5 separate regions of the Homo sapiens genome follow, and all the other regions are linked to region 3. Evidence: chromatin loops called from intact Hi-C (ENCODE). Cell type or tissue: PC-9. All regions are shown on one strand. Each heading gives the region's core, and the rest is flanking DNA. Links, peaks and the distances in the headings are about the cores only. Region 1 overlaps SUGCT (succinyl-CoA:glutarate-CoA transferase). Region 2 holds the start of LINC01450 (long intergenic non-protein coding RNA 1450). Region 3 has its middle 65 kb from the start of LINC01450. Region 4 overlaps SUGCT (succinyl-CoA:glutarate-CoA transferase). Region 5 has its middle 48 kb from the start of LINC01450.

The links. Hi-C counts contacts between places; a loop is a spot of excess contacts. Peaks named below come from ENCODE experiments on the same cell type or tissue, not always from the same donor. Only the 100,000 strongest peaks of a DNase experiment are listed, where the experiment ranks them.
Region 1: a loop joins it to region 3, with 2.4 times the contacts of the local background. A loop is called at or near these places in 4 of 110 quality-filtered maps.
Region 2: it touches region 3 in a loop (5-fold over the local background); 4 of 110 quality-filtered maps call a loop at or near these places.
Region 4: a loop joins it to region 3, with 4 times the contacts of the local background. A loop is called at or near these places in 2 of 110 quality-filtered maps.
Region 5: a loop joins it to region 3, with 8 times the contacts of the local background. A loop is called at or near these places in 3 of 110 quality-filtered maps.

What each region holds. Positions count from the first base shown.
Region 1 is chr7:40,830,202-40,836,420 of GRCh38, reverse strand. The region is part of intron 13 of SUGCT (succinyl-CoA:glutarate-CoA transferase); the gene reads right to left. Among named protein-coding and RNA genes, the nearest start is that of LINC01450, 150 kb to the left of the region's middle. In PC-9, for the core only: CTCF peaks have their summits at 2,244 and 2,443; no DNase peak of the experiment used is centred there.
Region 2 is chr7:40,974,728-40,980,946 of GRCh38, reverse strand. LINC01450 (long intergenic non-protein coding RNA 1450) reads left to right here and starts at 1,008. Exons shown (of 3, transcript NR_110831.1): 1 at 1,008-1,573. It also overlaps a transcript of SUGCT not described here. In PC-9, for the core only: no CTCF peak of the experiment used is centred there; DNase peaks (open chromatin) are centred at 2,666 and 3,196; H3K27ac peaks cover 2,716 bases.
Region 3 is chr7:40,911,801-40,918,019 of GRCh38, reverse strand. It overlaps a transcript of SUGCT not described here. Among named protein-coding and RNA genes, the nearest start is that of LINC01450, 65 kb to the left of the region's middle. In PC-9, for the core only: no CTCF peak of the experiment used is centred there; a DNase peak (open chromatin) is centred at 2,739; H3K27ac peaks cover 1,995 bases.
Region 4 is chr7:40,327,020-40,333,238 of GRCh38, reverse strand. All of the region lies in intron 9 of SUGCT (succinyl-CoA:glutarate-CoA transferase), which reads right to left. Among named protein-coding and RNA genes, the nearest start is that of SUGCT, 200 kb to the right of the region's middle. In PC-9, for the core only: CTCF peaks have their summits at 3,299 and 3,500 (motif pointing left); a DNase peak (open chromatin) is centred at 3,498.
Region 5 is chr7:41,024,561-41,030,779 of GRCh38, reverse strand. It overlaps a transcript of SUGCT not described here. Among named protein-coding and RNA genes, the nearest start is that of LINC01450, 48 kb to the right of the region's middle. RefSeq lists an enhancer at 1,171-2,370. In PC-9, for the core only: no CTCF peak of the experiment used is centred there; DNase peaks (open chromatin) are centred at 1,559 and 3,209; H3K27ac peaks cover 1,482 bases.

The DNA.
Region 1 (6,219 bases), core at 401-5,400, 81 kb after region 3:
TCACTGACAGTTTCCTGTCTGATATAGTTACGCAAGGTGTTACCACTGAAGCAAATCAAGTGAACAGATAATTTCTTACAACTCCATGTAAATCTACAAATATGTCAAAATAAAAAGGTTTTAAAAGCTATGAAAAGACAACAAAAACAAAAGCAAAACCTTACATCTGATTAATGCTTTTCATTTTGTATCTAACATCCCATTTCAAGAAAATGAAAAATATGCCTGAGCACAGGGCTCACATCTGTAATACCAGAGTTTTAGGAGGCTGAGTTGAGAGGATTGTTTGAGCTCAGGAGTTTGAGACCAGACTGGACAACACAGTGAGACTTCATCTCTACTAAAAAAAAAAAATTAAAAAATTAGTAGGCATAGTGACATAAACCTGTAGTCCCAGCTACTCCAGCTGCTGAGATGGGAGGATTGCTTGAGCTTGGGAAATCAAGGCTGCAGTGAGCCATGATCACTCCACTGCATTCCAGCCTGGGTGACAGAGTGAGACCCTGTCTCACCAAAAAAAAAAAAAAAAAGAAAAAAAAGAAAATGGAAGATACTAATGATTTCCTCCAAATGGAAAGTACTAAATATTTTCCTAACCAATTGGATGGATCTGGCAATTGGGGGATAGAAAAGTTAAGTGATTTACCTGAACCAGAGGACTTAATAATGGGTTCATGAAGCTTAACATTAAACTAAAACTAAACTTTACTTCAAATCCATAAATATGTTTATGTTTTTAAAAGCTTTGAAACAAAGTAAGAATATACAATAAAGCCATCAAATACGTTCTTCCAAATTGTTTGTAAGCCTTGGGAGATTGCCTGCTGTGTCATACAAATCAGGTTTTATGTAGATCCTTTACAGAAAACAGTTTCTGGAGATTGGCATAGAATGGAATGTAGGTATTGCCAGAAGGAGAGCACTAGCAGAACTTAATTTCTGTAGTCAATATTTCAACATGTAAGAAATAGGGGAAAGTGCTTGTAGGAGCCATCATAGGTAAGAAGAAATTTGAAGAATTTGGGCATAAAATTTAGGATATACCTGGAAGGAATCTAAAACAAACAAAAAACAGTCCACATCTAGTTCTTTGGAAATTAGATTTTAATTCTGTTGTTCTTATGCTTTTATGTTTTCAGGTGAATCTCAAAGAGACAAAAGACCAAATTCCAAGCTGTCAGTAAGGTGAAATGGAAGAGGAAGGCAGTGTCTTGAACTGCATTGTCCTGGTCCAGAGCCACCAGCCTCATGTGGGTGTTTGAATTAAACTTAAATAAAACTAAAATTCAGTTCCTCAGTTGGACTAGCACATTTCCAAGGCTTGACAGCCACATGTGGCTAGCGGCTATCATATTGGACAGTAAAGAAAGACATTTCTATCATCTCAATAAAGCATTGGACAGCTCCAATCTATATAATGAATGAAAACACTAAAAAGTCCCAATTTTTTTTTTTAATTTAAAAAGGACACCATTTTACAAATGACACATCGATGGATTCATATCCATAGCCTCCTAGAAGAGCAGGGTGGAGAAGACCCCGAATACTATCCTGTCAAAACACTTGTTACAGGCTTGAATCTTTCTTGTTACTGATGTCTAAACAGCCATGGCAAATAATTTTTATTTTCTTCATTCTTTTGCCGGTTAAAAGAAACATTTCTTTTATTTGAAACTGTTCTATAGCTATAAGTCTTTCATCATTCTGGCTGCTTACTGCTGAATTCCAGTCTGGGTTCCAATTTATCTATATCTCTAGTCAAATAACTTGTGCCAAAATTAAGTGCCATGTTCCAGGTGCGCAGAATATAGGAGGTTTATCTTTTTCCTTAGTCTAGATATTATGCATCTACTTTTACAGACTAAAATCACAAGTTGACTTTTAGTAACCCCACCAATAAATTTATTTGCAATTAGTTTTTAGTTAAATAAAACCCTGCAATCTGGTTAATGTGGCCCATTGCTCCATCTAATTGAAACGTTGTGTGTCCTATTTATAACCAGTCTACTTTTGAATACTTCTGGTGGAAAAATCATTAACCCTGATTTTATATCAGATGCAAAAGCGTGGCCTCCAACATCTTTCTCCATGTAACTATTAAAAGTGTTAATAATGGGGTCCAAGCGTATGTCTTTGGGAAACTCTACTCCCCACCCACCCCCCAGCCTAAGAATCATCACAGTTTGGACCCAACCATTCACAAGTCAGTTCAACTATTTAGCTGTCCAGTCCATGCTTCTCCATTTTGCCCACAAAGACATACCTAGTCACCCAGCTTTTATTGAATCTCCTGCAATACGCTTCACCTTTCCCAGAAAGTTAAAAAAGCAGAACTGAGATTTTTTGTTTAAGATGACTAGGGAGGTTTTTACAGCACAGAAGAGAACTCACCAACCCTGGAGAAGGGATGATGCACTTGAAGTATTGGCACCCCACAGTGGGCAACTCTAGCATTTCACGTTAAAACAATGCTGAAAACAATTTCTAATGGTTCTATTGATTTTCAAACAATAATAAAGGGTAGGGTCCTACTTAATTGAATCCTAATGAGTTTGGTATTTACCACAGTCCGTCACCAAATGCACTTCTTGTACAAAACTCTTTGAACTTGCTGTGGGAGAGGAGAACTCTCTGTTCTAAATGCTGCCTTCACCACTGTCCAGCTGGGATGTTTTAGAACCAAGTCTCTCACTGACTCATTCAGTCCAGAAACAAATAGAGGAAAATTTGCAGCACCTGATCCCAAAGCAGGTGGCTATGCATTAATGATGTAGCACGTGCCAAGATCCTGAAAGGAATGGTTCTAGAGAAATATTGCAGGACCTAATTATTTTTAATGTCTCTCCTAACTTGAAAGTGGTTTGTGTACATGACTTCAATTTTCAAAAGATACAATGCAGCCTGGGACTTTAAAACAGGGAATCTGGCAAATTAACTAATAAGTGTATGAACACATGTTGAAATGGCAAGGCACTAAATAGGCTGGCTTCTCCTACAGAAAAGAGTCATTTAACAGGAGTCAGTTAAGTCAATGTTTACTTTCCACGTAAGGAACTTTACATCACAAATGGGAGAAATAATTCAGCAGGTAGAAAAAAAGGGAAAAAACTTTCCAAGCAGGGAAACTTCCTTGGGTTGTTAATGTTTCTTGTTAAGATGGGTCTTGGAAAACAACCCATCTCAGATCAACATTCCTACATGTGGAGTTTGGATTCTTTTTTTCTTCCAGTAATCTTCAACTACAATGGGATCTATCTGACTATTATTGCAATGTTTAAAAACAGTACTGATCAGATTCCTTTCCAGTGGGACAACCAAGAAAAAATGGACTGCTGAAAAAAAAAATCTAGAGGTAAAATATGCAGACCTGTCAAGGGATGATGGCCCGAGCAGAGGTCTATGGACCGAGGGGATGGCAGCATGCAGAATAGAAGTAGGAGTGGAAGAGGCCCGGCACAGTGACTCACGCCTGTAATCCCAGCACTTTGGGAGGCTGAGGCAGGCTGGTCACAAGGTCAGGAGATCGAGACCATCCTGGTTAACATGGTGACACCCCGTCTCTACTAAAAACACAAAAAATTAGCCGGGCATAGTAGCGGGTGCCTGTAGTCCCAGCTACTTGGGAGGGTGAGGCAAGAGAATGGCGTGAACCTGGGAGGCGGAGCTTGCAGTGAGCCAAGATTGGGCCACTGCACTCCAGCCTGGGTGACAGAGTGAGACTCTGTCTCAAAAAAAAAAAAAAAGTAGGAGTGGAAGAAACAAAGAAGGCCTGAAGCAATAGGTATATCTGGCCTGAAATCTTCCTCTCTAGCTAATTCTTTGTGGCTAGGAGTGCTCACATCCGGGAAAAAAAAAAAACAAAAAAAACCCTGGAAAACAAAAAACCAACCAAACAGAAAACCCAGAGTGGATGTATGAACCATTATAGCTATCCTTCTCTTAACTGTTTGGTGCAGAACACTAAAAAATATAAAGTTTGGGAGAACATGTGTCCTATTACGTAATTCTTGGTATAATATTAATACTACCACAACATTAAATGGGACACAGTGTTTTCACAACAATATGATATTAGATGATACTCACAATGACCCTGTAGGATGGAGGATAATTATTTTTCCCACTTAACATTAAAGGAAAATAAGGCCCTGAGAGGTTTCATGTTGCCTAGAATCCCCCAAATAAGGAAGCGGAGCAAGAACCAGAACTGTTGGATGCCTGCTCTGGGTTACTTTTCAGGACTCTGTGTCACCACCTATCTCATGAGTGCTCTCCAGAGATACCCGGACGCACACAGGGACAGCCACACATTTGCATGCACGGCCCCTTGTGAATGGAGACAGGCTCCATACTGCTCACTTTCTTTCATTCCCCTGCACACTTAAGTTACTGTACCACAACACCCAAGACCCCCCAACATGTGCTGTTGCCCTGAAACTGGAGTTACTACTATATAAGTGTTCTAAACATAGGCTATTGTCCTGCCAGAAGACTCCTCCTCTGGGAGTCCCTGGAGCCCCCTCTAGGCTGTCCTGCCAGTGTGTGAGCCTGTACTCTCTTCCTCCTTAATATGCCTGGTAGCCTTCATCACACTACAGGCCTATAGCCAGCCCTGCTGAATTCAGGCTGGGGTTGGGGTGAATAGTAAGAAGAGTATCACACAGAGATAGGATCTAGAGGTGTAACATGTAAACAGAAGTGTTCTTAGTGTTCACAGTCGGAACTCAAGGTTATATTTTCCCACAGAATCCATGTGACTGATGCTGACTTGCTAATGAGATTCAATAATTCTGGGAGTATTTAGTAGCATCTTGGTTAAACATCTGCATTATATAGGGCTTCAAGGATGACTGCAAGACCCTAACCATCATTGATAATATTGTTTCTATGGGGAAATGTGTTTGAAGTTTCGTATGACAGCCCTCCAAAGAAATTCTAGCAAACAAACCCATTTGAAAGTTGGGCACTGCCTGTCTTCCAGCACTGGCTGTTCTCCCTCTCACTCTCTCCAACCTAACCTGTTTTCTTATATCCAACTTCTGGGTGGCCCATGAAGGCTATTGCTCCTCTGAGGCCACAGCAGGTGTAAGCAATGAGGAGAAGGTGAAAGTGCTGGGGAACAGTCCCAGCAGTAGAGGGAGGGGGGCAGGAGAGGGAAGAAGACAGAGTTGGAATCATCACCAGACAGCAAACATTGGGTGAGCCTACACTGTTGATAGGACACAGGCTTTTTACGGGAATCTAAAATGCAACTTTTAGGCAGGATGAATGTCATTAAGAAAGCACAGGCCGTGGCATGAGGCAGGCCTGGGGTACATTCTGTTTCTTATTAAAAATGATGATCTTAAGCTAAATACTTAACCTCTTAGAAGGTTCAGCTTTCTCATCTCCAAAATTGAGACGACATTACTTCTCAGGGTGTTTGTGAAGATCAAATTGTGTAAATGTGATTATTACAATCTTCAGCAGCATTTACCAGACAGTTGAATGTTGCTTTTTCTTACTTTCCTCCTTTGAGAGATGCAAGGTGGTACAGGGGAAAGATTAGAGTAAAAATAAGTGGATTTGAATTCTAGTCTCAGAATCAACCCCATGGAGGGGCTGGGCACACTCTCCGAGTTACTGTCTTCTGTGCTGTCCTCTGAGGACTTTTGCTGGTAGCAATGAATCAACATATGTGTGAATGGCTGCAATGAGCTGGTCAATAATTATCATTCACTGTTTTGACAAATGTGTGTTGAGTGCCTACTATAGGCCTGGCGCCACCTTAGAAACATGAATCCAGCCAAGGAGAAATAATCAAGGCAGGCCTGTTCTGTTAGATGGAGTGATCAGGGAAGTTTCTCTGAATAGATGAGATTTGAGCAGAGACCTCAGTGAGGAGTGGGAGTGAGCCACAGAAATATCCAGAAAGAGGCATCTAAGAAGAGGGAATAATCAGAGTAAAGGCCAGGCTGTCAGGGTCTGCTAGGGCCTGATTGAGACATTGCAAGGAGGTCCTCAGGGGTCTTCATGACTAGTGCAGGGAGCAAAAAGTATGGGCACGGGGCATGGACAGGGGAGGGCAGGACCAATGGTCTGTTGATATGTGCTCTGCAAACCGCTGGAAGGACTTTCTCCTAACTTCTAGGTACTCAAGCCCTTGGAAGGTCTTGAGTGAAGGAGTTTACATTGTGAAAAGCCACATGGAGAAGAAACTGGTAGCCCAAGGGTGAAGGC
Region 2 (6,219 bases), core at 631-5,630, 63 kb before region 3:
GCAGGTGGATCACTTGAGCTCAAGAGTTTGAGACCAGCCTGAGCAACATGGCAAGATTCTGTCTCTACCAAAGATACAAAAACTTAGCCTGGCTTGGTGGTGTGTGCCTGTGGTCCCAGCTACTTGGGAGGCTGAGGCGAGAAGATCACCTGAGCTCAGGAGGCAGAAGTTGTAGTGAGCTGAGATCGCACCACTGCACTCCAGGCTGGGTGACAGTGAGACTCCATCTAAAAAAAAAATTTAATGGTATTTGCCTTCCTAGGTTTTACACTTGCTTAGGACTACTCACCTCTTTTTTCCTTCTAATATTTCTCTTTTACAGTACGAATGTCTATCCTATGCCTGTCCCACCATTGTATTTTGGAAACATACAACTTGTTTGGTTTCATAGTTTCACAAGTGGAGAGAAGTTTTTCCTCGGGATGAACTGTATATTGAGTCTCATCCATATCTGATTTACATAATACTGAGGTGAGACTTTGGACTTTAGAGATAATATTGCAAATCAGTTAAGACTTTTGCGGCTATTGGGGAGGAATTAATACATTTTGTATGCAATAAGGGCATGAATTTGGGGGGGCAAAAGGGATGCAATACTATAGACTGAATATTTGTGTCCCCCCCAATATTTATGTACCAAAGTCTTAACTTGTAATTTGAAGGTATTAGGAGACAGGGTCTTTGAGAGTTAATTAGGGGTGGATGAGATAATAAGTGTGGAGCTCTCATGATGGGATTAGTGAGGATGAAACACCAGAGAGCTTCTTCTCTGTCTCTGTCTCTCTCTCTCTCTCTTGCTCTCTCTTGCTGTCTCTCTCTTGCATGTAAGGACACAGCAATTTGGCAAGCCATCTGCAAGCCAGAAGAGAGCCTTCACTGGGGAACAAAATTGGTCAGTACCTTGATCTTGGACTTTCTAGCCTCCAGAACTGTGAGAAAATAAACTGTTGTTGTTTATGTCACCTAGTCCAGGGTATTTCATTATGACAGCCTGAGCAGATGAACCCACTCACCTAGGAAGTGGTAGGATTGAGATTTGAATTTGGAAGCCTTACCTGAGGATTTTTCACTTAACCAACTACGCTACACTTTTAACAGTCCCTTTTCCCCGCAAAGACTTCCAAAAAGAAAGCTAGGTATCCTCTTTTAGGGTATATTTTTGTCTCCAAAATTTCCCTTATACCAATGGATAAGAAAAAAAGTGACTTGATTTCAGGTTCCAGGTGCTTGGATTTATTCTTCTTCTTAAAATGTCTCTGAGTAGTGGGACAGAAATTTCCCCACCCTTCTCCTCATGAAGCTGTGTAGACAGGCCACAAAAGAAAAGAGCAACTGACTTTCCCATTTCTACATGACTTGACCATGTCACCAACACCTGTGTCAAAAGGAAGTTTCACCAGATGCAGTCAGGCCTCCGCAGGGGCTGCTGAGCCGCAGTGTCTCCAGGAAGACCCGCTGATGAGTCACACTCCAATCCACTCATCAGACCACCGTGCTGCTGGCCTTCTGTTGTCTGGTAAGAGCCAGAGCACTTGGAGAAAAATGCAAATGCGTCTTTAGTACCTACATAAAGGTAAAACATTTTGCAACAGCATTTCTGGTCTTTAGATTAACACGTACACTATGTCAGCTTCACAGGTAGTTTGGGCCCACATTTGAGTCTTGGGAAAGAGTAGAGTAACAGGAACCCTGCTTCTTTCATGTGAGTAGGAAAGTGTCCCAAGGATGTTTGCTTGTGGATGTCTTGAAGCTTGGAAAGTGGGAAATGCTAAGGGGGAAACTAAGTCAAGGAAGTTCTCCTCACAGATATGGGGCTCAGTATTTTGTGGAGGCACAAGCATAGGGCATAATGGAAAAGGCATGGGGGGCCAGGGACTGTGAATATGGGGGTACATCAACCTTGCACCAACTCCCAATCAGGAAGGTACATTATGAGGCTGAGCAAGGCATATAAAGGAAATTACAGCAACTAGAGCTGTCAGCCAAAGTGATCTTTGTAAATCTAAACCCAATCATGTCATTATCCTGCTTAAAGCCTTTCAAATGACTTCCATTGCATGAAGAATGCAGTTGGAAAGCCTTAGTGAGTCCTGCATAACCTGTGTCATACACATTTCAAAGACCTTACTCGTGCCTCCCTTCTCGGGCTTCATCGCCTCCACTCCAGTGCCCCTTTGGTTCCTGGAACATGTCAGTCTTTTTCTGCCTCATGGCCTTGACACATGCTGCTTTTGTTTTTCAGATGGACCACTCATGCTCTTGGCTTTGGCTTATCCTTATCCTTTTGGTCTCGCCACAATTGCCCCATTCGAAATCCATCCCTTGCTTTTCTATTATTTTCTTTCTCAGCAGTCTGGTCATAACTTCCTCAGCCCTCATACATTATGAAATTACTATGCCCACTCACACGTTTTTGACTGTCCCACATTTCGACTTTGAGGCCCATGAGCACGGGGACCACATCTGTCTTGGTGTGCCCTCAATATCCCCAGCATCTTACACATGCCTGGCACTTGGTAGGTGTTCAGTCAGTGTTTGAATAAATCAGTGAAAGTCCCATTGGCAAGAGTTAAGCTGTCCTTGCCAGGACATTGTGGTCGCCTGACACAGCAGTCAAAGAAGCCTGGAGAGCAACCCCTGCCTGACTTGCCATCAGAGCTGACTTCCCTTTGACACTTTGGCCAGAGGCAAAGACAAATGACAGAGGTGTTGCCATTCTCCAGCCCACAGCATGTGTCTGTGTGCTGAGCAGAGGGGTGCAAGTGAGGGCTGAGGACCAGCCTGTATTCCAAGGGCTGGCCAGGTGCCAGCCACCTCAGTCCACAGGGGGATGCTTTTCTGGTTAGACTGCCAAGAGCTGAGAGCTTTTGGAAATTCACACAAAGACACTGCAGGGGCTATCCAAGACCCTATCAATAACTCAAGGGGGTTACAGACAAGAGAGCCAATGGCGAACAGGAAAAAATTGAATCGCAGCCCCAAGATGGCCGAGGTTTAAGGGTCAAGTGGCAGGTTCATCAGGCTACAGAGGCAGGCTTTGGATCACAGAAATACATCAGCCAGACCCAAGACTAGAATCTCCTGGCAGGAGCAATAGCAGGAAGTGGTGGCATTCAGATAAGATCTGCCCAGGTAGGGATTTACTAGTCACTTTAATGCAGTTTGGCTCTAATTAATTTAGAGGAAAAAGCAAACACCAGGGGAACCAGAGAAACAAGACAAAGGAAAATAACCTTATCTGATTTCTATATCCTCTGACTACCTCTGAAAGGTGTTTATCAACAATAACTTCCTTGTGAGAGGGAGTGGTTTCCATTTCTGGTCGGAGCAGCCACCTTGTAAGCTTGTTCATACCCCTTCCCCTAGAAGCCCCATGCAACTTGTCACCAAAGAATACCTTGAGAAATACTGAAGCCCTAACTCCTTCATATTCTTTTTCCTATAGCATACAAATAGGTCTGGGTAAAATGAGATAGCACATACAAGTTGCTTTGCAAATTCGCAAAGACTCATGACAGACTTTAAATAATCTACCCCCAAGGGAAAACTAAGAGAATGAAGAAATGGAAAATGACATTGCCATTCATTTTAGTAGTAGGAGCTCTGTCCTGTCCCTTCAACCTTGTCGCCAGCATGCTCTGGAAGTCAGATCAACAGCTTCCTTTTACAGATGGTCTATTGCATTTGCTATTATTATTGACATTGCAACCTGTTCCCTTTTCTCTCCCTCCCAGCAGCCGCCAGAGGATCGGCCAAATGGCCCTGAATGAGGAAACCCATTCACGGCCATTTGTCTGCGGTTGTGTGTGTGTTCAGGTCTCCATCTCACACTCACTCCATCCTGACAAGTACAGAAGGTGAAAACATTGCTAGTCAGCCTATTTTCTGAAAGGGATCAGCCTGTTGCTGAAAGATTTATCATCAGGGAACTGCAGGGTAGGGGAAGGCCTTTACTTGAACCAGAATTGGTCATTCAGAGTTCTTTCTGTAACTTGATCATTTATTTCTATTTTATGTACCTTCTACCAAGGAAAGAGGGTGCATGTGGGACCATTACCTCATTGAAAGTAGTGTGGTCAAGTAACTATCTCATTGAACAGCCTGTTAGAGAGGTAGTGTGCAGCTCATTTGACTGTTGCTTTAAACCTTTGGGGTCTGTGTGACCTCTGGTGAGAAAAGGGGATTTCAGGTTTTGCCTTCTCCAGTCACATGCACTGCAAATGGGATCATGAGACACAGCTCCTGATTCCAGAAGACATATTCCATCCTCCACTCTCAACCACTCATTGGAAGAGAACATGCTGAGTGAGAGGTGACAAAAAGCCTGGAAAAATTGAAGGAGGGGTTGTAGGAAAAATAATTCTTCTTGTAAATATTGGTGGCCCATGTGCATGAGATCACATTCAGAGATGTGAAACCTATCAATGGCTAGGAAAGGTAGTCATAGTTTGGCACTGTTATAAGATACAAATCATAGCAACATCTTCTATTTATCTAAGGCTTCAGTCATGTCAGAATATACTTATTTCAATTTCTCACTTAATCCATGGATATTTTTATTCTTACTGCACAGATGAGGCAATGGATATTTAATGAATAGTTTGCCCAAAGTCATAGCTAAGAACTGGGATACCTCCCATGTATTTGGATGCTCAGACAAGAGCTCTGTTCTCCAAGGTCTCTAAAACCACATTTAGAAGCAATTGAGGGCAGCAGGAGGTGATATTGGAAAAATCTGCCTGCAACGCACTCACCTCCTCCAAGAGTAAATAGACCCACCTCATGGCTCCCTTGTTCACAACGACTCCTCTTCTGTGAAAATTGCTATTAGTAAACCGAATGCCCCTACAACCAATGTTTGAACCATCCAACCCTGACCCTCAGCTTGCAGGACGCTAGCCATAACTGATCCACAAAGGGTGGGAGGGATATCTGATCCTGGTTTGGCCATTTAGATTGGAACTAGATGACACAGACGTGGTCATGGAGCTTAGTTAAGGCAGGGCTATGAAAGAATTGGCCATAACACTTTTTGCTGAACTCTCAGAAGCTACTCTTACTTCCAAGTCTTGTTTGGCATTCTCAAAAACGTCCTCTTCTTACTTAAGAAAGTGTAGAAGATACTTGCATATGAGTGTTCATTCAACACACATTCTAAACCCAGTTCTTCCTTGCCTTCCTCTCTCCCTTGCATCTAAGGATGGCAATGCACTGTAACTCTGGCCAAGAAAATATAGGTAGAACCCTGTGGGCTGCAAGATGGGTTTCAAAATAAAAAGGCAAAGGCATACTCTTCCCATTTCTCACTGACTAGGAAGCAGATGTTATGCCTGGAAAAGAAGCCACCATCTGGAAAACATTTTTAAAGGCCACAGAACTGAAGAATCATTGAATCAAAGGATCAGAGGGACAGCCTACCTCTAGTATTTGTATCATATACAGAAAAGAAAATACAACTATTGGTTTAAGCTCCTGTGAGTTGGGTATTCTGATATTTGCAAACAGAGAGATGGCTTCTTATACTTAGAATGAATAGAATCTTGCATACCTCTTGAACATCATGAAACGGACTTAAATGATTTGAACATTTCAGCTGTGATATGGGACCCAAGGAAGTCATCCACATATAGAGATCTGAAGGAACACTCTGTACATGTGAGGAGGATGATCCTTGAGATTTCCGCTTCCAAACCCTTCCTCCTTTATAGTGTAGAACACGATGAAGAAATCTTGGTTAGGCTTCTTTAGGTTTCTTGAAGGGAAATGTATACAAAACCATGGGTAATGAAGGTTTTTGGAAAGACAGAAGATATGTGGAATATTTATAAAATTGATCAGACACTAGAGTCACCTCAGATTCTATTTGTTACTGATTCATTCTTTCATTAACATTTGTTCACTCACTTAGCCTATAACAAGAGTTTATTGACCACCTACTGCGCCAGGTGCATGAATATTCTGGTAATTAAGATTTATTTTACTCTCAGAGAGCTTTAATACAGATCTTGAAGCAGATTTTCGCAAGTACTTCCTATAAAGTTGGATGAATATCTGGATAGTTGGGATATGTCTACATTTTACAGAGAAATGAAAAAAATGTTCATTATAGATAAGAATGAAAACTTGGTACACATAATGTACTTTCCTTAATTCACTTAGCATTTGTGCTTTCCCAAGAAGAGATTTCAGAGAATTCATTTGGTACCAATCAGTGAGGGT
Region 3 (6,219 bases), core at 667-5,666:
AGTGCCTGCCCTCCTATATCTAGGCCTTCAGGATGTGGATGAGTATTATGAACTGAATGATTGTATCCAGCCAAAATATATATGGTGAAGTCCTAACCCCCAATGTGATGGTATTAAGAGATGGAGCCTTTGAGAGATAATTAGGATTAGATGAGGTCATGAGAGCAGAGCCCTCATTCTAAGATTAGTGCCCTTGTGAGAGGAGAAAGGGATGCCAGAGGTTCTTCTCTCTACCATCTGAGGACCCAGCAAGAAGGTGGCCATCTGCAAACCATGAAGAGGGCCCTCGCCAAAGGCCAAATCTGCCAGTGCCTTGTTCTTGGATGTCTCAGTCTCCAATACTGTGAGAAACATGTTTGTTGTTTATAAGCCACCAAGTTTGTTTTTGTTGTTGTTGTTATAGCAGCTTGAACTGAGACAACTGGCTTCTTCTCTCCTCCTGCAGCCTAGATCCTGGGTATGTCTGTAACTCAGTCTCTACCATGCAGATGATGGCAAGGCCCTAAAGGATGATGTGGTCACAAAAGGAGAGGAATCTGGGTGGCTGCGTACATCCCAGAGACCTTGACCTCTCATCTTGAACTTCTAGAGAAAAATTAACTTCTTGTTCTTTGAGCCTCTAAATTTGAGGAAATATTTTTATAAGAGTAACCTACTACCCTAACTTATGTATGGTAGAAACTGTGGGTAAGATGGGTAATAAAACCAAGAACTGCTCCTTCTTCTAAAGGGAATTACATAGTATTTTTCAATTATAGAAAACATTGTAAGGTCATTTTATAATGATTAGAAGAGTCGAAGATACAAAAAAAGTTTACTAGAGTTGACAGTCATGAATTTTTGTCCAAAGTCTTCCCCCATGGGGAGCTAATGCTTCTCAACCCAGAGGAAAAGAAATCTACATTGTATGATTGAGGAACTCCTGATGTCCCTCACTGGGTCTGTTGAATAATAGCTTATTGCTGTGTTGGACATTCCCAGGCTACTTTGTCAGACGAGAAGATTACTTAACATATTCAGTTCCTGGGGCCCTCTTTTATCTACAGTGTTTTTTATGACTCCTTATTTACTTGAACCAATAGATTCCGACATTCTGCACTCTTAGTTATGGTCAATCAATCATGTGTTTCTAATTCTGTAACTACTCCAGACTCCATAAGGCTTTGTCAATAGCTTCATGTATGGACATTTTTAAAGTATAATATCTGTGTGTATAAAGAAACAAATGAATAATAAATGTTAAAGCCTACACAGTCTGACCCTCAAAAAGTGCCAGTAGCATGTCTTTGTCTTTTCTGTACACATACATACAAACACATGCACATACATAAAGTTGTTTTTTAAGTAATTGAAAAATCAAACACCAGATAGTAGAATGTAATTAAAATGTCAGCTTACTGATTCAGAAAGAGAAGTATTCAAGTGTAGACCTAGATTCAGTTATGATAGGATGCTATTACCCACATGATGTTATCAGGATTCAGTTTATCTCTTTTCATCTGTATTGGCTTCATTCTCAAAAAGACTCCTCCTTCATCCTCACAAGATGTCAGAAGCTCATGAGCTACCTAATGCCAGGTTAAAATCTAGTAGTAACTAGTGAGAGTCTTTCCTAACATGGTCCACATCCTGGGATTCACTTTAACTGGACTTGCTCCATTCATACCCATCCTTCAATCAACCACTGCAATCAGAATGACTTAGGACTACATCATGCACTTCATTTCTAGAGCTGTAAGTGGACCCATACCTAGACTGTGTGGACTGAGAAGAAGTAGATCCCATACAAAATATTAGGTCTGGTACTGAAAGAAGAAGAAACAGGTGATGGAGAAACAAATAGCAACCACCCACTGCGGTTAATCTCTTGGCTGCCTAACATTCATATACAATTCTAGTGCTAATATGTATATCTGTGTGTGTGTGTGTGTGTGTGTGTGTGTGTGTGTATGTAGAGAGAGAGAGAGAGAGAGTGTCCCACATCCATATATGACATATATAATATACTCACTCAGTCTCCAGAAAGAAAAAGTAAAATCTCATTTGATGGTTTCACCCCACTTCAAGTTTAAGATTAATGGGTGATGTGCAGTTCTCACAAGGTACCCAACATGCCCAATATACAATGGTGGAGAGAGAACCAAAAAAACAGGGTGCGATGGGAAACATTAGTAATCATTGATTCAATGCATGTATCAAATTCTATTTTATTTACTTATGTATTTCTACATTGTCTGGAACATAGTAGGTACAGTAGTATTTGCTGAATTAATGAATGCACACACAGCTGGACAGGAATGGGAAGGGCTGCCTGTCCCAGCAGGAGAATGAGTTCCTTGCCCAGCTTGTCAAGTTCTTCCTGCTCTTCCCTCTGAGAGAATGGCTCCTGTCCTCTGCCTTTATGGCTACCTTTTCTGCTTTTGGTAGAATCCTCTTGGTCTTTTGTTTTCTGTGACCATATCTTAACACGGCATTGCCAAAACTGTCCCCATTATTAGCCTGTTTTTGTTGTTGTTATTACTGTTGTTGTTGACAACATTTCTTAGACCTCAGGGTTTTCTTAGAGACTAAACATTCATAGACAATTCCTCCTATGAATTGTCTGGCTCCTCCTTTAGGAACATTTGAGGTCTTACCTAGTTTCATATACTGAACTCCATAAGCCAGTCTCCAGATATCTTGTTGAGTCATGATCCTTGAAATTGGATTCCAGCCTGAGAATTTCTCTTTCTCAGTGATAAGACCGGTGCTCTGTCCATCCCTGAAGTCTTTCCCTTAGTGACCTTCGACTTTGTACTGCCCAGAGCAATTTGAAACAATAGTTGAGGTAAGAAAACTCATCTGGCACTCAGGCACCAACCAGCCGCACCTTAAGAATGTGGGTCATTATCCTCTTTGTCACGTAGGGAACAAGATATGCTCAGCAGTGATCGGAAAAGAAGTTAGCCCCACATTCTAATGGTATTTTCTGATACGATCCCTATCTTCCTGATTAGGTTTGCACTAATTTATGATTACGGTAAGAATAAACTTTTCTAAACCTGCAAAATTCCAGATCACCCAATTCTCATCTTCCTTATTTTACAGGGTTCATGCAGAAAGGCATCTCTTAGCCAAATTGTATTTTCCTTCCTCTCTGATTTCAGATATAGAAGGTTCAACATCAGTTTGTCTAATTCTGGTGGGACCTTTATTGTGCCTTCTAAAAGGCCACAAAAGGCAGGCATGTGTTTCAATATCCTGAATTTCTCCTCCAAATTCCATAATGCTGCAGCCTCTATAGGCCTATGGTTTGAGGTCTGAGATACAGCAGTGTAAGATATGGCTACACTACCAAACAACATAAAACGCCAACTTCTAAGCTGTGAATAGGGGTTCTCAGTGCCTTCCACTCTACTTCCTCAGCCTAGCGTTTTCATATTTTAAGATCTAATATTTACTATACTCTACTATACTCTACTCCTGACAATGATTTCTGTGTAAAGATCTTATCCGTGGTAAAGTTTTTAAATCTGAGGTATCAAGCATAGCCATTAATTGGGTGACAAAACTGAAAAGCCCAGGAGAAGACCTGGCTTTGTAGAGGGCTGAAAAGAAGGTCTCATCAGCCTTGTCCTAACCTAATGCTAGATGACGAGTTAGTGGGTGCAGCGCACCAGCATGGCACATGTATACATATGTAACTAACCTGCACAATGTGCACATGTACCCTAAAACTTAAAGTATAATAAAAAAAAAAAAGAAAAAGAAAAAAATAAATAAATAAAATGCATTGAGCACTGTGACAAAGGAAATGTAATTGGACTTTGAGTGATGTGTGTCACTCTTAGGACAAGCCTGGAACCCTTTCCAGACATTAGGGACTGAAAGAGGGGAAGGGGAAAATCCCCAGACAAAAATTAGATACGTAGAAGTGGTGTTGTCTGAGCTAACTCAAGAGTAAGCTAAAAAAAAAAACTGAAAAAAAAAAAATCTTGACTTAACAGCATGTTTAGTCTCATTGTCAAATGCCATATTTTTGTGATAGGATTATTGTTCTGCAAATATTTATTTATTTCCCTTTCTTGTGTGGGTGAAATTTGTTTTCCTGACTCCACTGATGCCAGACCTGGCCATATGATTTTCTATAGTGAATGGAATGTTAGTGGCCATGACATGAAGAGGTCTTCCATGAGCTTGTGCATTTCAGTTTGGCTCTTGTGCTTTGGTAATCACCATGAGAGGAGCATACTGCAGATAGAGCTGCCCCTTTAACCTGGGCCCCAGAATAAAAACACATATAGCAGATCTGAATCCAGCGAGCCCACAGCCTGAAGCAAAGACAACTAGATGAGTCCATTCTAGACCAGCTGAACTGCAAGTCAGCATGCAAAATAGTGAATGGGGAGAACAAATGCTTGTGTTGTCAGCTACCAAGTTTTGAGATTATTTGGTAGGCAGCATTATTTTGGCAAAATCTCATTAAGACATTCTTGTAGTACATGCTCTGGAATTTCTTTCTAAAAGCAAAAATGCAGTTGGAATATGGGACAAGAAAACTTATCTTGAAATTGAATTTTCATAGCAAGGGTACTGTTTTATTTAGATTGTATATTTACTTTGGGTGGACTAATGGAAATTTGGGGGACCATGTGATGTTCTTAGTTTTAAGATGTACAATTTTTTTCCATTTTAATATTTCTAAAACCAGGATGTGTTATAAAATCAATGTGCATGTGGCATAGTGGCATGTGATGGCGTTTCTCCATGTCCTGAGCCCCACTGCTTATGGTGTGTCCATCAAAGGTTGGATCCATCCTGGCTAACATGGTGAAACCCCGTCTCTACTAAAAGTACAAAAAATTAGCTGGGCGTGGTGGCACACGCCTGTAGTCCCAGGTACTCGGGAGGCTGAGGCAGGAGAATCACTTGAACCCGGGAGGCAGAGGTTGCAGTGAGCCAAGATCGCGCCACTGCACTCCAGGCCAGCGACAGAGGGAGATTACATCTCAAAAAAAAAAAAAAAAAAAAATTGGATCCAGCAATTCTGTAGTCAGGAAGGATGGTGAAGGATAGCAGGAGATGGCAGGACTGGAGCAGTCAGATCAGGGGTATATTCTCAGACAAGTGCATCAAGTATCTAAACAGCATCATTAAATATTGATGGAGTACAAGTTGACTGACAGAAAAGTAGCATTCTATTGTGAAAACTAAATAGTGAACTCCACGTTGCATTATGGTGAAGTCAGCTTTTTTTTTTTTTTTTTTTGGAAACGTTTAATTGCCTGAACATGTAGTCTTTCAGAACACAGACTACTGTGTCATGTAGTAATGAAGCAATTGTTTTTAATTTGGAAACTAAGAACAATTCTTACAAAGATGGACACATCTTGACTACAAAAATGCTATCAGCACAGGCCCATCTAGGACAGGAAAATACACAGGATAAGTTAATGATAGATGGAGTTTCTCATGACTTGCCTTGTAAATGTTGGCAACTGTCGACCAAAACAAAATTTTATTTTAGTTTATCTGATATTAAGCTGCTCTTTTTTATTATACTGAGTCAACAGTTTCAGCTGCTAAAGTTTTCCCATGGAACAATGTTATAATTGGTTGGATAATTGGGAGTTGTGTTCCTGACCAAGGACTCAGCAACAGATAAATCACAGATATAACTAACAAAATGTCATACAAGCAAGATACAACAACCATAAACCTCTAAAATCATCTGAATTAGTAAAATTTTGACCCCAGTACCATAAAATGGGCAAGAATTTAAAAATAACACATAAAATACAGGCCTAATGTATCATAAATGTGGCCAATCTAAATTAATAGAAAGATAGGTATTGTAAACATTGAATTAAAACTTTTGTAGGATAATGTGTAAGGCCTAGTTCTTCAAGAAAAAAAAAGCAAGCTGTCACAGTAAGTTGAAGTGAAGCATCCTCTATTCCTCAATAAATTTCAGGGCAGTAAATTTGTCATATAAAAGCCAATAGTTTCTTGAAACGCCAGACCTTGGGGAAGAGTGCTTAGGACGAAATACCAACAGACCTTAAATTTAAATTTTCAACATTTCCACCAATCTTCATATATGATTAGCTGACACCTGTGCACACACACGCGTACATCCACACACACACCATGCCCTCCCTCCTGCATGAGTTCATAGTTACTACAATTCCTTCAGCATGTGAACTCAGGGATGTAAGAAACAAGACCAAGAAAACTGCT
Region 4 (6,219 bases), core at 404-5,403, 580 kb after region 3:
TTTCATCATTCTGTACATAAAATGTTATAATTCCACTATTTCATCCAACCCTGATGCTCCTAAAGATTTCCTAACCCAGCAGTAGTAGTTTCCATTAGTTTCTACTAATTTACTCCTTCTACCAAGATTATGAAAGGAAAATGGAATCAGGATACTTACTTGCCACCAATCATTCTATCCATTCTTTTTTTATGCTTTTAGCATTTACGTATCTAATATGCATATAAATACTTGGGGACTATACGTTTCTACAAAACTGTTAATTTGCTGTCTAGATGGATGGATGATTTTGCCATGCCCAACACACCACCTTCATCCAATACACCACTAAATCCTCTTCTCCTGTCACTACTCCCTCCACTGCCTGACACCATAACCCTAGCAAGGTCTGTGTCAAATTGGGTCTCATGCTTCCTCTGCACTTATCAACTTTCTCCCAGTTTTTAGGTTAAACCCTAAACTGCCACTTAACAGATTCACTACACACAGAGCTCATTTTCTGGCCCCCCACATTAATGCAACACCTCAATGCACCATTATGTTTGCTGAACAAACCTCAGATTCTTTTGCAGTCTACACAGTAACACTATTATAAGTTTTGTTCCCTGCCTCCCAGCTTCTTTGAACTAGGACTGAACTTACTGATTTGATTCCTACAATGGAAACAGGAATGACATGGTAGGCAAAAAAGAACAATCCACACCCCTTCTAAAGTTTCTTGAGATGCATTTTAAACAATGACTAGAAATATATCTTAAATTTAACTATGTAAAAAAAAAAAAACAAAAAAAAAAATCCAATGCAGATTCCAAAAGTCTAACAAGAAAGATGAGTTTATTTTTAAGATACATAATGCTCTTAATTCTTTAATATTGTATTCTTCTTCTATTTGAGACAGCACACTACTAATACAGGTGATGTCACATCAGAATCTCCATCATTCTTCATCAGTGGCATATTATCAAGCGAAACCATGGGGCTGTTTATGATGGAAGTGCAAAGATTCTTACTAGGATGTTTTCAGGATGAGAGATCTCTTCAGACTTCCTTGAAGTTGTTTTCCAAGACTGCTGCTAACCAAGTAATGTTCTGGTGACCCCAAGGTGTCAGTCATAGCTATTCAAAGTCTAGAGGTCCTCCCTGAACCAAAAATGGTCATTCCAAACCAATAAAGATAATAAAGAACAGACAATCTGGAATTTATGTGGCAAACATTCAATAAGAATTTGGCAGTTTGCTTCTAAGAGTTTGTTTCTCTTTAGAAATAAAGCTTAAATCAGTGACTATGCCATTTGCAGTTTAAATGGCCCAGCCTGTAAGATGGCTATACTAACAACACTAACGGTGCTAACAATTCTACTGAGCTTGATCACCATGAGGGAAATTTTCATTGAGAATCTCAGTGTGGAACTTCTCTCCCAGTTACTGTTCTAGGATTCACATGTTTCCCTGCCCCTCTACCAGACTACCAATCTGCTCCCCACTGACCCACACCATTGTCATGAACACATTGGCCAGGCAGAGGAAAAGGAAGACTTCTCCATGACCCAGAGCTCCACTCTGGTGGACAAAACCTATAGGAACAAGGACTCCTGGCAGTTGATGAACTGGGTTATCAGCTGGGAGATAAAGATAGCAGCAGGCCTGCGGTCTCTGAGCTCGTGTAGTACTGGCAGTCACAGCTACCGGCTACTGAACATATGCTATGTGCCAGACCCTATGCCACATATTTTAAATGCACTGTCCTGTGACTTGTCACCAGGTAGTAATATACCTATTTTATACATGAAGAAATTAAGGATCAGTGAGATGAAGCAATGTGCCAAGGTCTGTCTGACTCCAAAGCTCATGCATGCTTTTAAACACTACACCTAAATGTGCTGCTATCTCTAGCAAGTTGAGTCTCAGCAGCAACAAGTGAAAAGAAAAAGGAAAAAAAAATTCAGCAGTAAAGAGGATGGGTGTGTAAAATACTATCACTGAAGAAGTAGATGTTTAGACTGTGCCTAAGAATAGGAATGGGCATTTTAGGCTTGTTTTCCATGATTTAAATCAAGCTTGTCCAACCCGCAGCCCCCAAGCCGCATGTGGCCCAGGACGCTTTGAATGCCCAATATAAATTCATGAATTTTCTTACAATATTACGAGATTTTTTTTGTGATTTTCTTGTTTAGCTCATCAGCTATCTTTGGTGTTGCTGTATTTTATGTGTGGCCCAAGACAATTCTTCTTCTTTCAATGTGGCGCAGGGAAGTCAAAAAATTATCTAAATTTTAGATAATGTTTTAGAAAAATAAAATTCATTTTCACTAAAATGCTTCAAAATTAATTCTGTTTCTGGTCATAAGGAATCACATCAGAATAAATGATGTTAGAAAAGACCCTAAAGCTTAGAAGTAATTACTATGGTGACCTTAATTATTTGAACAAAAGAAAATTATATGTAAGCTAAAACTGTATTGTTTTTACATCAATAAAACCATTTTCTTGGCTGAAATTACCCAAACCAAGTATTTGCCACGCATTTAGTGATATAAAGTAAATAAATGCCCCCCCATCCAGAAGAGGAAATACACACACTCACAAAACACACTCAAGCACACACAAACACTTGCTACTTTATGACTTGTTTGCTAACCTTGTTAACTGAAACAGAGGAAAAACCATGCCGGACTTAGAGGTAGGAGCGTTTGCCAGCAGGTAATTTCTTTCAAGAACTAACTTTTCTCAAGCTAGGCATCCGGCAAAAAAAAAAATCGGATCTTCTAAAGCATAGTCCTTACCCTCTTCACCCTTCTTTCCTAATATGCAGACCTAACCAGTTGTTAACAGGACCTTTCCTAGGAACCTCATACATCTCTAAATGTATATCTTCTCCCTCAGGATATTACTTTACCTGTAAATGTCCCTATATTCACCTTCATGGCTGAAACTAACTCCCTACAAGATTACATTTGGGACATTATTTCCTAAGCAGACTCAATCTTCTTTATAAAACTTCCCTTGAGACACCTCACACACTCAGAAAGGTCAGCACTTCCTCCAACAATCACATCTTAGAGGCTGATGCTAATTTCAGGATACAGCCTTGCTTCCTTTCTGTTCTCAATAATGTCTACGGAGATCAAATCTGTATGTTTATTCTGTGTTGCTGTGCTCAGAAGCCCAGGATGCTGTTCTCTCAGTGAGCCTGTCACAGCATCTGCAGTGTATTCTCTGCTGAGGTTATATAATGACAGACTAACCCATGCAACAGGGAAGACAGTAGGCAGGAGTGCCAATCCAAAAAAATGGAAATCATTCCCAGGAATCTCTCTCCAGGACTTTGAACCATAGAGAATGATAGTTTTACCTTAAATAATCAATGTGTATATCAGTAGCTGTAAGGATGGGGAGGAAATCATCTAATAATAATATGATCATGTTCAGGGATTCTTGCAAATCCCCATTGAAAAATCCTGTCCCATTACCAGGTTACAAGAGTGACATCTAGTGGACTCATATTAGAATGACAACAAGGGTCTAAGGAAAACAAATCACCTGTGCACACATCTTGTTAAAATGCAGATTCTGGTTCATTAGAATGAATCTATTACTTCTAACTTCCAGGTGATGCCAATGCTGCCACTCCATAGACTACTCAGTGTCACTAGGACCCAGAGCATTTCGCACCTGCTTTCACCCTCAGGCGAGAAGGAGGAGGGGGCACTTGAGAGTAAATACTTTCCAGGTGAAAAATAGGCCAAATGAATTATTAATATAATTCTGTATAATGTTCCTATTTCACTAGCACCACTCAGCATGCACACGTACCATTTCCTGTCTGGGCAGGGTCCCTGAAGCAGTACTCCTTTTCCTAAATGCCAGAAGCAAACTTAAGAAGGAAACAGCCTATTTCACAGCCATACTTATACATCAACATGATTTGTTCAAGTCTCCAGTACAGATTCACTTCAGTACTTAACATCTTACAGGCTTTCTACCATTGTTATATTATTTGCCTAATATTAAACTATAATAGTAATTGGTACCATATCAGAACTCAGTTATTTTCCCCCCAGGCAGCCTGCACCTGAACTGAGATCTATCAGGGTACTGTGTTGGTGCTAAGCACAGCTACTCAGAATTTCAACAAGATTTGCACTGGACACCCCTAGGAACAAAACAGGACATGTAACTACATGCGAATCCAACTGTTTCCATAAACTAGTCCTGTGTGATTTATTTGAGCTAAAGAGCCCTGACCTCCACACAGAGCCACCAGGCTAGACTCTTAGCTGCGAGGTAATGTGCGTGTCCCTTCAAAGAGGAGCTATGCCAGGCCTCACCCAAACTCTTCCCACCTAGGCCTCCACCTTGGGTAGATTTGAACCCATTCTTTGGTTTTAGGTCCACAGTTCTAGGAACGACAACAATGATTTCCAGCACTGAAGGAAATCAGTCTCTTTTCTCCAAAACACATACACATACACACACATACACACACATGCACACACATACACACACATACACACACACATACACATGTACAAAACCCACTTTCTTGTTCAATAAAGTCCTTCAGTACAAGATGATCGATCTAGGACAAGTAATGAGTTTTAAGCAGTGGAATCCCTGTTTCAAAAAACTACCAGAAGGTGGAATTGTTCTGGTTGAAATGGGGTGTGAATACTTAGAAAACTGTCTACTTGGTTTCTACCCAGGCTATCCCCCTCCTTAGGCCCTGGAATACTCCTCCTCATGTCCCAAATATTCCTTCCCATCCCAGCTCTGTCCCCACACTACCAAACTCCAGAAATACAGGTTGAAAACTAGAAACGATGAGTCTCACAACAGCTAAAACCATCCCCAACTCCTATATTGCTCAAGGACTGTTCTCATTAAATAGATGGAACTGTTAATAGGTAGAGTTGCTTCACTATACCATCACTTACTTATGAACCTAATACCATTTTAGCATATGCGACCAAAGGATTTATTCAAAAGATGTACAACCTGATTTCTGAAGGAAATTTGCTTTTAAGTCATAATTAAGGATCCCTGTGATGAGTAAACAACAGAATTGTTTATACCTCTTGAATTGCTCTTGGCAGTCCTAAAGGGGAAATTATGTAGAGGAAAAGGTCACATAATTATTTCTCAAAAGTAGGATAAAGATAGAAAATGAAACTAAACATGCAGCATTGTATCATCTGCCTATACAGTACAATGAGCTCAAGTCCCCCTGCCTCAGTTAGAATCCCAGTTATACCATGGACTTGTGACCCTGCACAAGTTATCTAAACTCTCTATGCCTCAGTTTCCACATGTGAAAGTGGAGATAATAGCAATAACTATTTTAAGGGCTGTGGTAAATATTGATTTAATATATGTAAGATATTTAATAACACAGTAATCATTGATAAATGTTACATCTGATAATTATTATAGTGATTAAGATAATATTACTAGAACTAATGACTGAATATTCAAAATGGCCTTTGATTCTTTTAGATAATTTTAGCCAAATATGTTAGGCATAGAAAATATAAAAACACATTAGTTCTGCACATATATTAAGAATACAAGAAAAGCCGAAAAAATCTTAAAGGAACTAGGGATTTACTACTTTTACTTTCCTTGCACCACCTTCTATTTTACCTCTTAGCGAAACACATTTAAAACACTATATGTCAGAGGGAATTCTGAGTTTAAAAAATCATAATAGTCTTTGAACAGTTGTAAGTGCATTTATTCTTTGTGCAATAGTTACCCTTGGACATCATGTTACCTTATTTATGTTAACTTCAGAAATTTTGTTTTAAATCAAAGACAGCCAAATCTTTCCTAAGAAGTAGCCCAGAGGGTGGCAGCTATTATGCCGCAGCTGGCACATCTGCCTTAATTTTACCTGCTCCTGGACTGCCCAGTGACCTATATTCTTCAGACTGTGGCAACCTCCTGGCCAACTGGTTCCAAATTTAACCAGGATCTTCAAACAAAAGATTTTGTCTTGCTTTAACAAGAATCCCAAATCCGTAAGGATCAAGGCATACACAAAGGCAAATATTCAAAAGCTACCTGGCCAAAAACTTTAGAACTAAAGGGGCTGGGGGTTCATACAATCCATGCCTTAATTTACCAGAAAACCAACTTTTGAATATTCTAACTCATCAGTGCTAATTAATCAAAAGTTTGTAGAAGCCTCTGAAATGTAATCTAATGTCTTTGCTATCACCT
Region 5 (6,219 bases), core at 347-5,346, 110 kb before region 3:
CACTTCTAGCCAATGAAGACTCACCTTGGAATTAACTTTTTATCATAACTGTAAAGACCAAACAGAAATGTCAGCATACATTCAGAATTTATAATGTATGATTAATCCAGGATGGAAATTGGGGTGGTGTGGGAAATCCTTAGATACTAAATAAAAATGTGTGAAAAATTCAAGCAGCAGATAACTTGGAAATCTAATCTTAAAATTTCTCAGCAGGAAAATGTAAAGGGAGGGACGAGAGGAGGAAGTAAAGAGTGCAAGGAAACATGTAAAATGAATGTTTATTTGCTTATTATTTTATAACCATCCTCTTTATGTGTATTTTCCAGACTGTATGTTATCACTGCCTTAATGGATGAGTCAAAAATCAGAAGGGTTAAATGAACTCCTAAAGGATGAAAGCCAGACTTTCCATTTCACCCACCATTTTTCAGAAAGTAAGGCTTCCAAATGAAACTCCATTTTGCCTACTCTCAGAAAAACCAAAAAAGCAGAAGATGGTGAATCACTGAAGATCTTAATAATGAAAAAAAAAAGCCTCTGGAAAACTTATGTCCACATAAAAACCTGCACATGGCAGTTTTATTCATAACTGACAAAAAGTGGTAGCCAAGATGTTTTAAATAGGCAAACAGCAAAACTGTGGCACGTGTATACAATGGTGTATTAATCAACAATAAAACAAGTGAGTTATCAGGCCATGAAAAGACATGGAGAAGCCTTAATGCATACTGTAAAGTAAAAGATGCTATTCTGAACAGGCTGCATTCTGTATGAGTCCAACTCTATAACATTGTGGAAAGGACAAAAGCTATAGAGATAATAAAAGGATCAGTGTTCTGCAGGAGTTGGGGAGGCGAGAGATGAGGGATGAACAGGTGAAGCCATGAGATTTTTAGGGCAGTTAAACTATTACTTATGATACTGCAATGATGGATACATGACATTATGTATTTGCCAAAACTCATAGAATATACAGCACAAAGAGTGAGCCTTAATGTAAACTATGGGCTCTGGTTAATAATAGTGTAATAATATTGGTTCATCAATTATAACAAATGTACCAAAATAATACATGTTAACAACAGGGAAAACTGGGGAGAGGACGGGGAAGGTATATGGGAACTCTCTGTACCTTTTCTTCTGAGCAATTTTTCTGAAAACCTAAAACTGCCGAAAGTAAAGTCTACTTGGAAAAAATAAAGTCTCTGGCATGGGTTTTTCCTAGAAGGAAGGCAAGGGAGTTTCAGTTGCTAGCAGTGGGCCTGGGAGACAAGGGGCTTTACAGGGTGTAGGAGGCTGTTTCATGGACATCCATCCATCCAGTCATGTGCCTGACCCCAGCCACAGAGGTGGAGGGGGTGTGACAACACTGCTGACTCAGGAGGTTCCAGAAGTTACATGCAGAATCTGGGGGTAGGCTCTCCCTTCTGACTTGGGGGTGTTCTGACTAATATGTGACTAAGAATTTTCAAGGAGACAAGATCGGATATAGCCGAGGCCCCATTGTCTTTATAAACAAGCAGCACTCACCTTGTAGAGTGTAACATTTAGAGAGTTCAGTGACTCATGCTCACGTCATGGAGTCTGCAGATGACTGAGTTTTCAGGTCATCGCACTGCATGTAGGCTGGCTTGCTGGGGAGTCCTCACGAGGGCTCCCACATCACTGAGGACATCAGGGGAGGAGGGCATGAGGAGAGGCTGACTAAGCCAGTCTTTGAGCATTCAGAACTGATCATCCTTTTATCTGTTGTCTGAAAGACATGCCAAAAATATGATTTTGGTGCCATCTTGTTCCCTAAAGCTCTTCTCTGGGGGTATATTAGAGAGAATTCCAATTAACACTGCCGAGAGCTGAACACTTAACACTTCAACAAGCCCATGAGGGAGGCACAATTGATATCCCAGTTTTGCAGATGTGAAGACTCAGGCTTACAGAGGTGAAATAGCATGCACTATAGTACCCAGCCAGAGCATACTGGCGTTGTCTGTCCCCAGAGCCAGAGAGCTGAATCATTTAGGTTCTGCCAAGAACTGCATGACAACATTTTAGTCAACAATGGACTGTACATAGAAAGGTGGTCCCATAAGATTACAATACCTTATTTTTACTGTATCACTTCTATGTTTATATACAAAAATGCTTATCATTATGTAACAATTGCCTACAGTACTCAGCACAATAACATGCTGTACAAGTTTGTAGCCTTGGAGTGATAGGTTATACCATAAAGCCTAGGTGTGTAGTGGGCTCTGCCTCCTAGGTTTGTGTAAGTGCACTCCGTGATGCTCCCACAGCGATGACTTTGCCTAACTATGCATTTCTCAGAATGGATCCCCAGTTGTTAAGCAACTCATGACTGTATGTTGCTTTCCAAATTGATCACTTGGGACGGCCAGTGATGCTGTTAGTCCTCTCAGGGATTATTTAGTGTTAGACAGAAACAATAAATTCTAGCGACTTTATTTCTTAAAGCCTTTCTTTGACCGCTCTTATTCCATGCTAGTTTTCTCAACATATCCAGGGTCTCAACTTCAGAAGAACTAAAACATTCCTTCTTTCTCTTGGCTTCTAGGTCTGCTGCTGTAATGCATGTTCCCTCTGCACTGATTTTGTGGATAGGATGTAGGGACCAGACGCTGGAGGCACTGCCTCAATACCTGCCTGCCTGAGTTAGGAATCATCCTTAGCACCCACCAAGGACTTCCTAAGTGCTGGACCCTGTGCTAAGCCTGTTTCCTGCATGATCATTAATCCTTAAAATCTATGAAGAAAATCCCAATATCTACCCATTTTACAGATGAGGAAAGCCAGTTTGGATGGGTTCATCAGCTTGCACAGAGGCAGAAGGTATGGCGTCTGCTGGGATGACATCTGTACTGTTTCGGATGCTTGGAGCCCCCGCATGTTGTGATAATGTGGTGATTACTCAGCTAACGTAGATCAAAGAGGAATTTAAAGTCTTTCATATCACAGACTCTTTGTGGTCTTTAGACGATCATTAAAAAATTAAATATGTCCCTGTTATGTCTATTTTCTCCTAATGTTTTCCTAATGGGAGTGTGAGACTTTTTTACATGAGACAACTGGTTTATATTCCCCAGGAGCCAAGTGGAATGCCATGAATGAGAATGTCATTGCCCTGAATACCTTCGATGCTCTCATAACCACAAACTGTAGTACATATAAAGTGGATGGACAAACTTCCTGCATATTTGTCCCTTCCATTCCTGGCATGCTTCTTACACCGCAGAACATTATGCATATCCAGGAATTGAGGAGTCTTTTGAAAGGGAAATTCCCCCTCCTACCAATACAATGTAAGCTTCAAACCTAGTCAGTGTCATTGAGGGATTTACCATTTTTCTGCTCATGGTCACCACAATGTCACCAAGGAGAAGAGCAACCACATCCCTTGACCCATCCTCAGCCCTGCCCTGGCCAAGGTCCTTTTTTCAAGGCTGATGCCCTTCACTAATGGTACCGAGAGCAATCCCTTCCTTGGGACTCTTGCCCTGAAATTTCCCAAGACGTCTTGGAAGGCGTGGATGCAGGGTGAGGATGGGAGGTTTTAGAGGACCAGCCATTAAGGCCGTAGGCTAAAACTCTGGACTTCTTTTTCCAGATTGCTTCTGCTTCTAAAAGAGAATGTATGCATTAACCATTTCTCTCTGACATCTAGAAACATCTAGAAAGATGTTTTTGTTTTTGTGTAAACTTTTTTTTTAAGTATGAAACTTTTTTTTAGATGGAGTCTTGCTCTGTCGCCCAGGCTGGAGTGCAATGGCATGATCTCGGCTCACTGCAGCCTCTGCCACCCAGGTTCAAGCAATTCTCCTGCCTCAGCCTCCTGAGTAGCTGGGATTACAGGCATGCGCCACCTCTCTTAGTTAATTTTTGTATTTTTAGTAGAGACGGGATTTCACCATGTTGGCTAGGCTGGTCTTGAATTCCTGACCTCATGATCTACCTGCCTCGGCCTCCCAAAGCTCTGGGATTATAGGCATGAGCCACCGCACACAGCCTAAGTATAAAAGTTAAGGATCAGACAACCAGCTTCTATGAAAGTCTGAATTAAGCTGGCGCCTTTGATTTGGATAAAGACCGTACAAGACTTCTCACGTAGATGGGCATGTTAATACTATCTAAAGACAATCAGATTGTGTTTACCTAAATAATCATTTCTGAGATACCATAACTTCAGTTTCATTGTCCTTTTACTTTAAGTTGTTGCATTAGTTTCACTGAATATAAATAGAATTAGTATCAAGGCATCAGTGTCAAGATGAATGCAGCCTTCTGCCCTGGACTCCCAAAATTTCACAGAGCTTGATGGCAGGACAGCATTTTTCTGCAGGAACTCCTTAGTACAGCCAGGTCCAAACTGTAAAATACAGGCAACAAACTAGATGCCTGCAGGAGTCAAGCAAGTTGTATGAATGGATGGTTCAATTCAAGTGCTGGGGACAGCGCTGACCAGGTAAAGATGAGAAAACATACCCCCTTCAGCACAGGACCATCACCATTCGGTGGTTGCCAGGAGTAGGACTGGCTACATAATATGGGAGGCCCAGTGCAAAATGAAAATGCAGGGTTATTAGTCAGGAAGACCTACGCAGGTCGCAGGCCCATGAAGCTGGCCCTGGCCAGGAGGCAACGTAAGACCAAGGTGATGGTGGCAGCAGGTGCAGCTCCAGAGCACACATAGACCTGCGTTTGCACACCCCGTGAGACTGTTCAACTCAGAGAAATCCCGATGTGAATGTTGTAAAAAGTGTGCTGGCCTCCAAGGCCTCTCCTGGAGTCCACCCCTCGACCCATTTTGACTGCTCTGGGACTTACAAATGTTAACATGTGCAGAGTTCCTGAGATCAGCTGCACGGGTCTTTAATAACTTGGCAAGGGGCTTTCCAGAAAGCTATGGGTGCATAGCTGAACTCAGGTTAAAAATCTAATACACCTTCTTTTCCCTTCTTTCCATTCTAAAAAGAAATGGATGTCTTCCTTCCAACTACAGAATTTAACATTTTTTCACCTTTATTCATAACTCATTTTATTTAACTTTTCAATTATTTTATTTAACACAACTCATTCTTATTTTATTTTAAAATATTCTTACAGTGGCTGGGCACGGTGGCTCACATCTGTAATCCCAGCAGTTTGGGATGCCGAGGCAGGCTGATCACAAGGTCAGGAGTTCGAGACCAGCCTGGCCAATATGGTGAAATCCTATCTCTACTATTTTTAGTAGTGGTGGTGGGTGCCTGTAGTTCCAGCTACTCGGGAGGCTGAGGCAGGAGAATCGCTTGAACCCAGAAGGCGGTGGTTGCAGTGAGCTGAGATCACGCCACTGCACTTCAGCCTGGGTGACAGAGCGAAACTACGTCTCAAAAAAAAAAAAATCATACATTGATTCTCTTTCAAACATGGAAAATAATTATATTTCAGACATACTGAAAATAATATACAGACATCCAGATATATCCAACCCTAGATTTAATAAATGTTGGCATATTGCCATATTTCTTTGACATCTGTTTAAGAAAGAAATTATTGCACATATATTGGAAATGTCCCCATATAATCCCTTCCTTTTTATCACAGAATTAACCAAAATCTTGAGGGTTTTATAACTTTCCTATCAATGGTTTTATACTTTGATGCATAAGTAACTAGATAGCATTATGTCTTTCTTTTCAATTTACCAAAATTATATAATGCATTTGTAACTTGCTCTTTATCCCTTCAACACTTACAGAGTATGTATGTTGATACATGTAGATTTAGGATATTCATTTTAACTGCTATTTAGTAAGCTCCTATGCATATAGGACAACTTATACACGCCCATGTCTTAGGCTTCTTTCTGATTGTTTGCTATTTTTTAACGAACAATGTGCAGTGACGATTAGAGTATATGGTTCTCGTGCATATATTTCTCAAGAATATGTACCCAGGTTGTAGGGTCTGAATAGCCTCAGTTGGGAGCAGTTTGACAATATCCACTCAGGGGGCTGTACCCATTTACACTCCCACAATCAATATTTGAGAGTTCCTCAACTACACTTCCTCTCTCTTACTTGTTATAACGAGGCATCCTTTTTTTTTTTTTTTTGCCAAATTGTTGGGTGTGAAGAGACATTTCATTGCTGATTTAATCTTCATTTCCCTGTCACTAATGAGATTACGTGTCTTTTCATATGTTTATTGGCCATT